Regions from separate parts of the Homo sapiens genome. Here region 1 is linked to region 2. The links are chromatin contacts, found by POLR2A ChIA-PET in ENCODE. All regions are on one chromosome and are shown on one strand. Each heading gives the region's core, a stretch centred on a gene start or an enhancer-like site at or near the end of the contact. The rest is flanking DNA. Distances are from core to core; before and after follow the strand shown. Region 1 holds the start of TRNP1 (TMF1 regulated nuclear protein 1). Region 2 overlaps MAN1C1 (mannosidase alpha class 1C member 1).

What was found. ChIA-PET counts read pairs that join two places held with the same protein, here RNA polymerase II (POLR2A).
Region 1: POLR2A ChIA-PET joins it to region 2 with 10 read pairs in BJ. The contact joins the promoter of TRNP1 here to the enhancer-like site in region 2. POLR2A ChIA-PET finds 5 or more read pairs at or near these places in 2 of 52 experiments (BJ and H1).

What each region holds. Positions count from the first base shown.
Region 1 is chr1:26,991,187-26,997,065 of GRCh38, forward strand. TRNP1 (TMF1 regulated nuclear protein 1) reads left to right here and starts at 2,506. Exons shown (of 2, transcript NM_001013642.3): 1 at 2,506-3,426. The coding sequence starts at 2,601. The coding sequence ends at 3,284. RefSeq lists enhancers at 1,364-1,865, 1,866-2,365, 2,119-2,278, 2,503-3,003 and silencers at 2,419-2,748, 2,779-2,838.
Region 2 is chr1:25,699,771-25,706,246 of GRCh38, forward strand. The region is part of intron 2 of MAN1C1 (mannosidase alpha class 1C member 1); the gene reads left to right. Among named protein-coding and RNA genes, the nearest start is that of MAN1C1, 86 kb to the left of the region's middle. RefSeq lists enhancers at 3,749-4,249, 4,250-4,750, 5,876-6,476. Within about 2 kb of position 4,746, at least 7 of the 41 ENCODE cell types and tissues checked have a DNase peak (open chromatin) inside an H3K27ac peak, as active enhancers do.

The sequences.
Region 1 (5,879 bases), core at 1,256-3,755, 1.3 Mb after region 2:
CTCCCCACCACCATGGCAATGAGGGGCTTCTGCCCTGAGAAAGACCTATGATTGCATGACACAAAAGAGACTGTTCAAAGGGACACCATCATTCAGCAGGGCAAGCCTCCTTGCTGGGGGCAACCTGGTAGCTCCTGAGCCTCCCTCATCTTCACTGAGCCCCTCCAACTCTCTGAGTTCCCATGCCCCTCACTGAACCTCCCTTCCCCCATGGCGAGCCTCCGCCAGCACCTTTGCACACACTCAGCCCCTTCCCCCTACTGAGCCCCAGCACAGTCACTGAACAGCTCTTCTTCCCCTCTGACTGAGTCATCCTCCCAAGCCCTCCCCTTCCCCTCACTGAGTCTCCACCACCCCTGGTCACTGGGCACCCTGCTTCTGACCTCCTCCCTCCCCCAACCCCTCCACCCTTCCTCTTCACTGAGCCTGGCGCCTCTCACCCACCCGCCTTCCTCTCCCAGCCGCTTCTGAGCTGCCTCTTTGGAGCCCAACTGTCTCGCCCACGAGTCCCCATCACTCAGTCTCACTCACTCTAAGACACCTGAAAGCAGTTAGAGAACATGTGTTCATGGGGGGAGGATGAGGCTCTATCATCATCCTGCACATCATGCAAGCACGCCATCTGCCTCCTCTTCAGGCTTCAGCAGTCACACTGGCCATACCTTCCGCAGGTCCTCCTGAGCCCAGGGTCTGCTGCAGTCCTTCCCAATCGGGTTCAGAGCTGGTTTCTGGACCCCTGGCCCTTGCCCCCACCCACCACAGAGACCTCCCATCTCTGATGCCACCTTCAAGTAGATGGAAACTGAGGCAGGCCCATGGTGTCTGAGCCAGTGTTTGGTATGGCAGGGTCATTTCTGTTGGGGGAAAAGTGGGCAGGGTTCCATTCTATCATTTTGTCAGGGCCAGATGAGAAGTGTCAGATAAAGTCCCACATAAAGAACGTCCCTCCACCAAGAGGACTAGACCCAGGTATCTGAGCCCCCAGAGGGCATGAATGGCTGAGCTCGTGCATTTCTGTCCAGATTCAAAAATCTGGATTCAGCCACCAGTCGTCAATAAGACATTGGGCAAAGCACTACTGCCCTTCAGGGTCTCAGTTTCCCCTTCTTTATTTTTTATTTTTATTTATTTTTTGAGACTGAGTCTTGCTCTGTCGCCCAGGCTGGAGTACAGTGGCACAATCTCTGCTCACTGCAACCTCTGCCTCCCGAATTCAAGCGATTCTCCTCCCTCAGCCTGCTGAGTAGCTGGAACTACAGAGGTGCGCCACCACACCTGGCTAATTTTTTTGTATTTTCAGTAGAGACAGGGGTTTCACCATGTTGGCCAGGCTGGTCTAGAACTCCTGACCTTAGGTGATCCACCCACCTCGGGCTCGCAAAGTGGTGGCGGAGCCACCGCGCCCCGCCAGTCAGTTCCCCGCCCCCGCACACCCCCCTTCCCCCTTCCCGCCCCCGGCTTTTTTTTTTTTTTTTTTTTGAGACGGAGTCTTGCTCTGTCGCCCAGGCTGGAGTTCAATGGCGCGATCTTGGCTCACTGTAGCCTCCGCCTCCCAGGTTCAAGCGATTCTCCTGCCTCAGCCTACCGAGTAGTTGGGATTACAGGCGCCTACCACGACGACCGGCTAATTTTTTTCTATTTTTAGTAAAGATGGGGTTTCGCCATGTTGCTCAGGCTGGTCTTGAACTCCTGGCCTCAGGTGATCCGACCGCCTTGACCTCCCAAAGTGCTGGGATTACAGGCGTGAGCCACCGCGCCCGGCCAGTTTCCCCCTCTTTAAAATGTGTAGGAACACCGGCTGGGAGGAGTAAACACGAGCCGGGGCAGGGAAAGAACTTTGCACACCGTGGGGTCCGGGGCTCCTCTGTGATGCCACCAAGGTTTGCAGGCTCAGCGGCAGCGCTGAGGTATTTGTTCTGCGAATAAAGCGCTCTACCTATCGTGGAATCAGTCCAGCTAGATCCCCGTCCCACCAGGACGGCAGTCGCCCCTCTGCGTTAACCCTTCCACTGCCCTAGTGAGGTGGGAAAGGGGGTCCTTGAGAGCCCTATGGCCCAGGAGAGACCGGGCAGAACTGATTCGGCCAAGGGCAGCATGAGGTGTGGGAGGAGCACGGCACAAGGAGTCAAGCCTCCTGCGTTCTAGCCCAGGCTCTCTTCGCACAGAGGCCTTAGGCAAGACCCTCCCCCGGATGGAGACCGGATTCCGTGAATTTCTAAACACCAGCTACCAGAGCTTATGACTCTGAGGGGCCAAACCAGGGAAGATGAGGCTCCCTTTGCACCCAAAATTTGGGGAGAGGCGAAAGGGGACCGGATGCCCTAGCGGAGCAGAATCCGGCGAAGGGCAGGACCTGAAGGGTTTGGGGAATGCCCTGAATGTGCAGAGCGCGGGGGGGGGGGGGGGGGGCGGGGCGGATTCAGGGCGTGCCTGTCTCTGATTGGCTGTGCCGCCCGTCGCTCCGCCCCGTGTTCTATAAGATGCGCGGACGGCGGGCGCGCCTCTGGGGTGGGGGCTGTGGCCGTGTCTAGCTGTTCGGGTGTGCTGTGGTCATCCTCCCTGCGCACCTACAGCCGCAGACCGCCGGTGGGGGGCGGGGGATGCCGGGCTGCCGCATCAGCGCCTGCGGCCCGGGGGCCCAGGAGGGGACGGCAGAGCAGAGGTCGCCGCCGCCGCCCTGGGATCCCATGCCGTCCTCTCAGCCCCCGCCCCCAACTCCGACCTTGACTCCTACCCCGACCCCGGGTCAGTCCCCGCCGCTGCCGGACGCAGCTGGGGCTTCAGCAGGCGCGGCCGAGGACCAGGAGCTGCAGCGCTGGCGCCAGGGCGCTAGCGGGATCGCGGGGCTCGCCGGCCCCGGAGGGGGCTCTGGCGCGGCTGCGGGGGCGGGGGGCCGCGCGCTGGAGCTGGCCGAAGCACGGCGGCGGCTGCTGGAGGTGGAGGGCCGCCGGCGCCTGGTGTCGGAGCTGGAGAGCCGCGTGCTGCAGCTGCACCGCGTTTTCTTGGCGGCCGAGCTGCGCCTGGCGCACCGCGCGGAGAGCCTGAGCCGCCTGAGCGGCGGCGTGGCGCAGGCCGAGCTCTACCTGGCGGCTCACGGGTCGCGCCTCAAGAAGGGCCCGCGCCGCGGCCGCCGCGGCCGACCCCCCGCGCTGCTGGCCTCGGCGCTGGGCCTGGGCGGCTGCGTGCCCTGGGGTGCCGGGCGACTGCGGCGCGGCCACGGCCCCGAGCCCGACTCGCCCTTCCGCCGCAGCCCGCCCCGCGGCCCCGCCTCCCCGCAGCGCTGACCTCCACGCCCGGACCCCTGGCCACCCCGACAAGCTTCGCCGAGGTGCCGACCGACCGACTGATCGCGGACGCCGGCTGGAAGGACTACGGATCCGCAGGAAGAGGCAGTTGGGGGCCAGGGGCCCAGTAGAGGAGGCTGAGGTGCGGTCTTAGCGGCTGGTGCGTTCGAGGGTCGGTCATGGCGTGTGGGGGGCTGGTCCAGGGCCCGGGAACTCCCTTCCCTGGAGCTTCTGGCGTCTGCTGGGTCCCTAGTAAAGCTGCCACTTTCTGTTGCCGCCTCTCCCGACCATCTGGAGAGTGAGAGGTGGTAGCATCAAGTCTCCATTATAAGAGTTGGACTCTTGAGGGGGCTCAGATCCCAGGAACGGGTTGGCGGCAAACTTTTACCACTTGGAACCTGCCGCACGGATGCAGCACCCCCCATCCTCACCCCCACTTGCGTGGCCTTTCCCGGGCCCCTCGGAGCTGTGAGCAGTCTTGCCCTTGAGGATGCTGCTTCCTGGCGCCGCCCAGCTCCGTGCCTTCGGGAGGACAGAATAATGAGGCCCCAGGATGGGGTGGAGGCTGGCACAGGGCTGTACCACTGAATTCCCCCTCTAGGCCTGTTTCACCTTTGGGGAGACGGAATCCCAGAGAGGTTTAGGATTTGTTCTCTTCATACTTAGGCCCTTCTTCTTCTAGGAGACAGCTTTTCTTATGCCGTCATGCAGGTTCGCAAAAATTACAGCCTGACTCACATAACCAGGACAGGATGTCTGGCACCTGCTCACCCAGGGATCCTTACATAGCAGAACCTAGAGGCTTAACTCCCAACCTGTTACTAAGATGGCTCGGCCAGGTTGGAACCAGGTGATACCCTTTAACAGGCCCCAAGGGGGCAGGTGTGGTATCAGCTTCCAGAAAGGGGGGCCTTAAAGAGCCAGATCTGAGGTGAGATCTGCTTCTCTTCCTGTCCAGATGCCCTTCAGTCTCCCATTCCTCTGTCCCCACTGTGAATGACCTGGCTACCACATTGCTGCTCACCAGCTGAGTTAATTTCACTCTCACTTATCAGTCTGCGAAGTGGATCTCTTAACCTCCCAGAGGGGCTGTGGTGACGTTAACCCAGGGCAGAGGTCCTTCTTCTTCCTCACTAAATCATGGAAAGATAATTTTTTTGTTGTTGTTGTTTGTTTTGAGACAGTGTTTCGCTCTTGTTGCCCAGGCTGAAGTGCAATGGTGCGATCTTGGCTCACTGCAACCTCCACCTCCCGGATTCAAGCGATTCTCCTGCCTCAGCCTCCCAAGTAGCTGGGATTACAGGCATGTGCCACTATGCCCATCTCATTTTGTATTTTTGGTAGAGACCGGGTTTCTCCATGTTGGTCAGGCTGTTCTTGAACTCCCGACCTCCGGTGATCTGTCCGCTTCGGCCTCCCAAAGTGTTGGGATTACAGGTGTGAGCCACTGCACCTGGCTGATAATGTATTATTTTAACTCACACCTGGAAACAGGCACTGCTTTTGCTGATAGAGCCATGAGCTAATTTAAAGTCCTACTTTTGCAGGGTGGAGAGGGGATTTCTCAAGGTCACATGCCAGTGAGGGAAGAATCAAGGTCCCTGGCCTGTGTGTGCACCTCCCACAGTACCCTGGGCAGGGGCTAGGGAGAGTTGTCCTCTGGATCCTGTCTGCTCTGTGACTTAGAACAACTCTGCCCCCTCTCTGGGCCTCTTTCCTCAGTCCCTCCTTGAGTCAGGGCTTGGGAATGGGGTGAAGTGGGGAGGATGCTTCCTTCCACAGGAATCTGGGAGGGTCAGGTGCACTGCTCTGATAGGCTGAGGCTTGGGGCCCTTATGGGATCCTCCCTCATCAGCCCTTCTCCCTGGATACCAAACTTTTTGGCTGGTTTCTCGGCTAACAGCAAGGCTTTCCTGAACCCTTTCTTAGCTGGGGAAGGGAGGTTCAGGAGGGAGTCTCAGAGCCTCTGACAAAGTTAGGGAACCCCAGGGAAGTAATGAAGGGGGCAATGCCATCCTCTGGTCTTTCCAAACAGGGAACACCTTCCAAAGCCACTTGGGTCATTTGGGGTCTAGAGGCTTAGAGAGGACAGGACATCTTGGAAAGAGCTGAGCTCAGGCCTTGGTGCTGGGCTGCAGCCAGGACCATTTGTTTTCTGGGTTGCATGGGAGGGGGCACTTGGTCCGGAGAAGCTTTTAGCTAATGGTGTAAAGTGCTCGGTGCCATCACAGTTTTGGCTTTCTCCAGGATTTATTTGTAATCAGCTTGTCCCGATTTGGGGGTGGGGTGGGTGAGTAGAGAATTAGAGACGACACTGGCTAGTGTGTGTGTGTGTGTGAAGTAGAGGGTAGTAAATGGAGATTGGTCCTGGTGTCACAGGCAGCTCTGCCCCCTCCCTCCACTTCCAGATGTCCCACTGCTCCTCATCAAGCTTCCTGGCCAGGGCACACACATGTAGACTTGAACCCCAGCTCCTAGTTAGTGCTATGTCCATTACCACATAGCCAACTAACAAAAGGCACCTCCCACACCTGCCTGACCCTCCAGGGCCCCCTCTAGAAGCTCACCCGTCTGGCTTTATTCAGGCTGGGTGCG
Region 2 (6,476 bases), core at 3,496-5,995:
AGGTGCTTCATGGGTCACAGTGGCCCCATGCCGGCCCCACAGCCAGTGGAGACTGAGCCATGGCCACCTCTCTGGAAGGTGGGAGCCAGGGCTTCACTTCCCGCTGCCACTCGGGGCCTCTGAGGCAGGCAGATCTGTTTCCAAGCTCCACAGACAGCTGTTCTCCCAAGCATAAACGGTCAGCATGAGAACTATGCAGGGATCAATAGGAATTGTTGAAAAATTCTGAAAAGAGAGCCCGGAGGAAGACAAAGAGCCCCGGAAGTATGTTGTCAGCACAATTTGGTGCTAATACTCAAGTTTGTTTTTCTTTTCATCAAAGTCTGAAAGGCAGTTGGAAATCCACTGCCCTTGTTTTTTTGTTGTTGTTTTTGTTTTTAATGACTGGATAAAGCACAATTGCATTTTCTCCCCCAATAACTTTGAATTCTGGGAATAGACCATGTAGGGATAACTGCTGCTGTCTAATCCCTCCAATGGCTGCGCAAATATTTAGGACCCGGAGGAGAGGAGTCACCCTGGCTCCCTGCCTTCCTTCTAGCACGCAGGGCATGGCTCCCAGATAATGCTCCTCTTGAAATAGCACTTGCCCAGAAATGCATCTGGAGATTGTTTTGCAACAAGAAACTGACAGTGCTTGGGGACATGGAGAATTTATTTGAATAATTTCTTCAGTTTCTGCAAGTTTGTCCTGAGGACCTTCTCTCTACCAGGCTGGGAGCTGGGAGCAGAGTTGGGCAGAGGATGTGAAAATGAGCAGAACACAGTGGGCTCCTCGGAGAGAAGACACAGGCCATCCCCCTGTGCTACCAGACATGATGCCGGCCTAAGGAACACATCTATGAGAAAGCGGGCATTTAAGAAGAGAGGCTTGTCATACTCCTCGAACTCTTTAAGTGTCTTCATAAAGTTCCCCACAGTTCAGTGCCAGGGAATCACACAGATACTAGAATTTGAATGGAGGCTGGGAGGAGGTAGGCTGGGGTGGTAGATTTTGACAGACATCAGTAAATTTCTCTGTGACAGGTCGGGGGACAGGCCAGGCCAAGCGTAGGAGGCCCTGCTGGGCAGTGTTGGTGCTGCAGATGGGGTTGGGGTGGGAGGCGGGGAATGCAGGCTTGGAAGGAAGAGGCCTCTTGGGGCATTCGGCACCAGCCAGGCACCCCCCAGATGGCTGTCTGCACAGGGCTGACTTCGCCATTAGGCTTGGCGCCTAGGGCCCACAAAAATGTTTTCATTTTAATTTCTTTTAAAATCCGAGGAGAAAAAGCGAACATGATAATGAAGCCAGCCTGGATTATATCCATCTTTATGCCAATGCAGTTGTCAAGGATCATTTTAATATTCGTTTATGGAGGAAGGGGCGGCAAAGGCACCATTGCCGGGACCAGAGGAGTCATTGTGCAGCCCTGCCCTTGGTCCTTGGCTTCCTCCCCAGCCCAGGGGCCTGAAAGCCTGCACCTGCTCAGGCACCATGGGAAGGGTCCCTTTGCATTGTTGTCACAAAAGCTGGCAAATAAACCCACTGAGAACTCGAGTTCTAGTGCTGGGCAGGAAGGGCATAGCCATGGGTGCCCACCGGCTAGTGCAGACCCCTTCCTGTGAGTTTCATGTGTTGCTTACAGTAACTCTGAAGTGGGTGTCATTCTGATGAGGAAACTGAGGCTGAAAGGGAGGTGACTTGCTCAGGCCTGCACACCTGGCAAAGAGGTGTGCAGCAGGTCACAGCCAGGCTTGTCTGCCTCCAACGCCCACATTCCCTGTTTCCTCTGCCTCAGGGACTGGGAACTGCCCAACAGGCAGGACCTCCTATTCAACTTACCTTGTGCAGCAACACATGGTATTGGCCCAGGTGGCACTTTTTGGGGTATTTGGAGATGATAAACAGCAAAACAGGGTCTGTGTGTGTGCCATTGATTCAAAGGGCGTGCGATGTGCCTCTGTTGACCCTATTCATCTTCACCCTTGTGTCCCTCCTCCCTTGTTAGGCTTTAAAAATAAAGCCATGATTTGGAGCAGTGGCTCACGCCTGCAATCCCGGCACTTTGGGAGGCCCAGGCGGGTGGATCACTTGAGGTCAGGAGTTCAAGACCAGCCTGGCCAACATGGAGAAACCTTAACTCTGCTAAAAATACAAAAATCAGCCGGGCGTGGTGGTGCACACCTGTAATCCCAGCTACTTTGGAGGCTGAGGCAGGAGAATCGCTTGAACCTGAGAGGCAGAGGTTGCAGTGAGCCTAGATCTCACCGCGGCACTCCAGCCTGGGTGACAGAGCTAGATGCTGTCTCAAAAAATAAATAAGTAAATAAAAGTAAAGCCAAATTAGTTAGTTACATCCCCCAAACCAAGAAGGATAAAATCCCAAACACCCGAGAGGAGGCTAATGCATGACGATCGCCGGCCTAAGAGGATGTCCCCGTGGGGCTGCTTAGAAAGAACTTGAGCACCCAGATGGACCAGGGCAAGCCGCTTCTCATTCTTAGCCAGAGCTGACAGCAGGGCCCACATCGCCCCTGGCAGTGTGGCTTCATCCGAAGGGCCTTGAATTCCCAGGACATGAAACTCGCCCAGATCCAGATGTAAGTACAAAAGTGGGTCCCACAGTCAGTGGAGAGGCACGCTCCCTGGGCTCTCCCAGGCTCTGAGGGTCGGGGCTGCAGCTCTTCCTTCTCCTCCAAGGAGCAAAGCCAGGCAGCTCCTCAGGGCCCATCCCCCCAAAACATACCAGAGTCTACAGCTCAACTCACTGAAATGGGGAGGAAGCAAAACCCTGGAGGGAGGATCCCAGGGATTTGAAGCAGTTAAACAGAAGCACAGGCTTTGGCACCAGGGGGCCTGGTTCACCATTTTCTGGCTGTGTGACCTGGGGCAAGTGAATTCACCTTTCTGTGCCTCAATTTCTTCTGGAAAAATAGGAATTATAGTACCTACCTCATAGGGTAGTTGTGAAAATCCAATTAGTTAATACACTGTGAAGGGCTTAAAGTAGTACCAATAAATAGCAGTGGCTGTCATCATGATTACCATTATCTTTACCATTAGTATTGTCAAAGCTGCCCAGGGAAGCAGGAGAGTTGGGTGGCATCTTTGCGTGCCAGTGACTGCCTATGTAGCGTTGGACAAATCACTTTCCTCACCCTTCCCTGGGACTCAGACTCTGTGAATTGAACAGTTTGGATGAATTTGTGCTGCTCTTCGCCAGGAGGAAGCATCAGAATTGCCTGCAGGGCTTTTGCAAATGTAGACTTCCATGTTCCGTCTCCAGAAATTCTGGTTCATTGGGTCTGGAGCTGGCCCAGGGATCTGCATTAAAAATAGCATCTCTGTTGATGGTTCTGATGCACAACCCAGGTTGGGAGCCACAGTTAACCGGGTTAGGATCCTGAAGTGATTGGTCCCCTTCCCTCACTCCCATTAGCTCAGGTGGTGTTTTAGCAAAGGGGAAGCTCCTGCCCTCTCTGTGGGTGCTGAGGCTGTTGCCTGGGTGGGGGTCCCACTTTACTAGGTGTGGCAGGTCACCAGTTCCACAGGAAGCAGTGGTGGCTGGAGAACAGCCCTGAGGCGTGAGTGGAGCCGGCACATCTAGGAGTTTTCATTCAGCTGATGTTTGGTGAAAGTGGGATCTGTAGGCTGGGCGCGGTGGCTCACACCTGTAATCCCAGCATTTTGGGAGGCCAAGGCAGGCAGATCACCTGAGGTCGGGAGTTCGAGACCAGCCTGACCAACATGGAGAAACCCCATCTCTACTAAAAATACAAAATTAGCCAGGTGTGGTGGTGCATGTCCGTAATCCCAGCTACTCAGGAGGCTGAGGCAAGAGAATTGCTTGAACTTAGGAAGTGGAGGTTGCAGTGAGCCGAGATCGTGCCATTGCACTCCAGCCTGGGCAACAAGAGCGAAACTCTGTCTAAAAAAAAAGAAATGAAAGTGGGATCTGCAGATGGGAGGAGAACAACTGTGAAAATGAGGTGTCCTCTGGCCATGTGATGCCTGGGGGCTAATCCTACCTTCAAGGTATCACAGGAGATTCTCCTCACTGCTTCTGAAGTGTGATTGAAAGGGGCTGAGGTGTGGATGGATGTCAGCCCTGCTTTCCTTCATGGCCACCCAGAAGCTTTTGGATGCTTTGGGTAGGACAAACCTCCAAGGAGCTTTTGGGTCACAAAGGGCCCACCTTCTTGGGCACTGGCGGGATCTGTCTGCCCAGTTCCTGGTTGCCCAAGCCCATCCCATCATCCAGCCTGCCCACAGACGCCCCTGCCACATGCTTCTGGCTGCCTGTCCCTTCATCCCGGCTCCTGTCTCTCCTCGTCTCCCTGATCAATAGCAACCAGCCAGGAAAGCAGTCCCGCAGTGTTTCAGGCCCACTCCTTTAATCTCTCCCGAGGCTGAGAACAGCCTCTTTCTAGCCACCCAGCCCCTTTATTAAACTTCCTTCCTGCCCCCAGTCCTGCTGCTGCCTTTGTGAGGTAAGTTGGACTTGTGTTTCTGTCTTTGGAGAACAGCTCTGCAATAGAAATGGCTTCCTGAAGGCAGGAGCTGCCTCTGAGCTGCCTCCAAGCCAGCCTGGGGCCTGCAGTACAGATGCTGGGAATGGGCGGCCGACAGAACCAAGCCATATCCTATCCTTAGACCCAATCCCAGACAGCAGGACCATGTGGCTCCCAATGTGGAGATAAGAGGGAAGCAGTAGCGACATCTGGGCATCACTTGGCAGCGTGGCTTTGGCTGCTCAGCACGTGCTTGCTAGAGAATCCCTGATGGCTGTTATGGCTTACACATTTAACCACTTCCCTTTGGTACATGTGTAGAGGTGCTGGGTAAGCATCTTGTCAACTTTAACACAGCTGACAAAGTTATGACACCAAGAATGCTTAGACTTTGCAGTTTTCCCCGAACTCCGGCTGATCCTGTTAAAATGTCTCTCCTTACAGAGAGCTGATTTGTGCCCCCAAATTTTCTCATCTCAGCAGGCAGGGTCTCTTTGCCAGAAAAAAGAAAAATCTGTTGTCATCCAGATACTCTGATTTAGCATTATCTGAGAGGAAGGCATGTTTCCTATCTGGTTTGTTGCTGATTTTCCAGTTGGTTTCCGTGGGACGGAGCCATGGAGAAGGATGCAGGAGGATAGCTGGAGACACTTGCATTTTTAAGCTCCTCTCCTCCAATGCAAAGCCTTAAAATGCGTGGGATTTTCCCTCTTGTTAAGGCTGCAGTCTTCATGCCTCTTCTCAGTTGGAGAGTGATAAAGTTTGAACAAATCCCTTTATTTATGTTGGAAGTATCTGAGTGTGAAAATCCTTTTCTGCCCTTAAAATTACTCGATCCGTTTTTTTCTCTTTTTTAAATGATCAGTTTAATACATGCCCATTATAGTGAAATTAGAAATTACAAACAAGAACCAGAAGGAAAAGTTGCTGAAGTTCCACTACCGTGTATCCCTGCAGATGCGTTCCCATACAGATGAACAGATATAAATCTGTATTTTGAAAAAAAGGAAGAAAGGAAAGAGAAGATATGTATTTCTGCATACACAGAATCATTTGATAAATGCCGTCTTGTGACCTGCAGTTTCACTTTTCAGTATTTTGGGATCTTCTGAAGCTGTCAGATGGTAAACACCTGAAGTGTCATAGTCGATGGCTGTCCAGTATTCTATCACATGGATGGACTGTTGTTATATAGTCTATTATATTGCATTTACTGGACATTTAGGTTATTTCTGATTTTGGGCCAATCTAAGCACTGGTGAGATGAGTGTCTTAATTTGGGTCACTAATCTTTACACATTTGCCTTAGTGTTGTCTTAGGATAAGTTTTTAGAACAGGACTAGCTAACATTTTCAAGCATTTACCACGTGCCACTCTGCTAAGGGCTTTAAGTATATTATCAGTCAGGCATGGTGGCTCACGCCTGTAATACCAACACTTTAGGAGGCCAAGGCAGGAGGATCATTTGAGGCCAGGAGACCTGGAAAGTCTACGACTTAGGGAGACCCTGTCTCTACAAGAAATTTAAAAATTGGCTGGGTATGGTGGCACATGCCAGTAGTCCTAGGTATTCAAGAGGCTAAGGTGGAAGGATCACTTGAGCCCAGGAGTTTGAGGCTGCAGTGAACTATGATTGCATCACTGCACTCCAGCCTCGGTGACAGAGCAAGACCCTATGTCAGATAAATAAATAAATAAATAATCTATTGAATCTTACACATGATTCTATACAGAAATATCCACATTTTACAGATAAGGAAACTGAGTCATGGAGAGGTTGGGTACCTTGTTTGGGGTCACACAGCTGGCAAACTGCAGAGCCAGTATTGGAACCCAAGCTCTCTGACCCCAGAAGCTTCTGATGCAAAAGGTTAGGTCTGTTTAGCCTTGCTGCATGGTATAAGGATGCCTGTCCCTTGCTTCCTCTCTTCCAGCTCTTTACCCTGTGGTCTCCTGGAGTCCTCTCACACCCACACTTGCATAA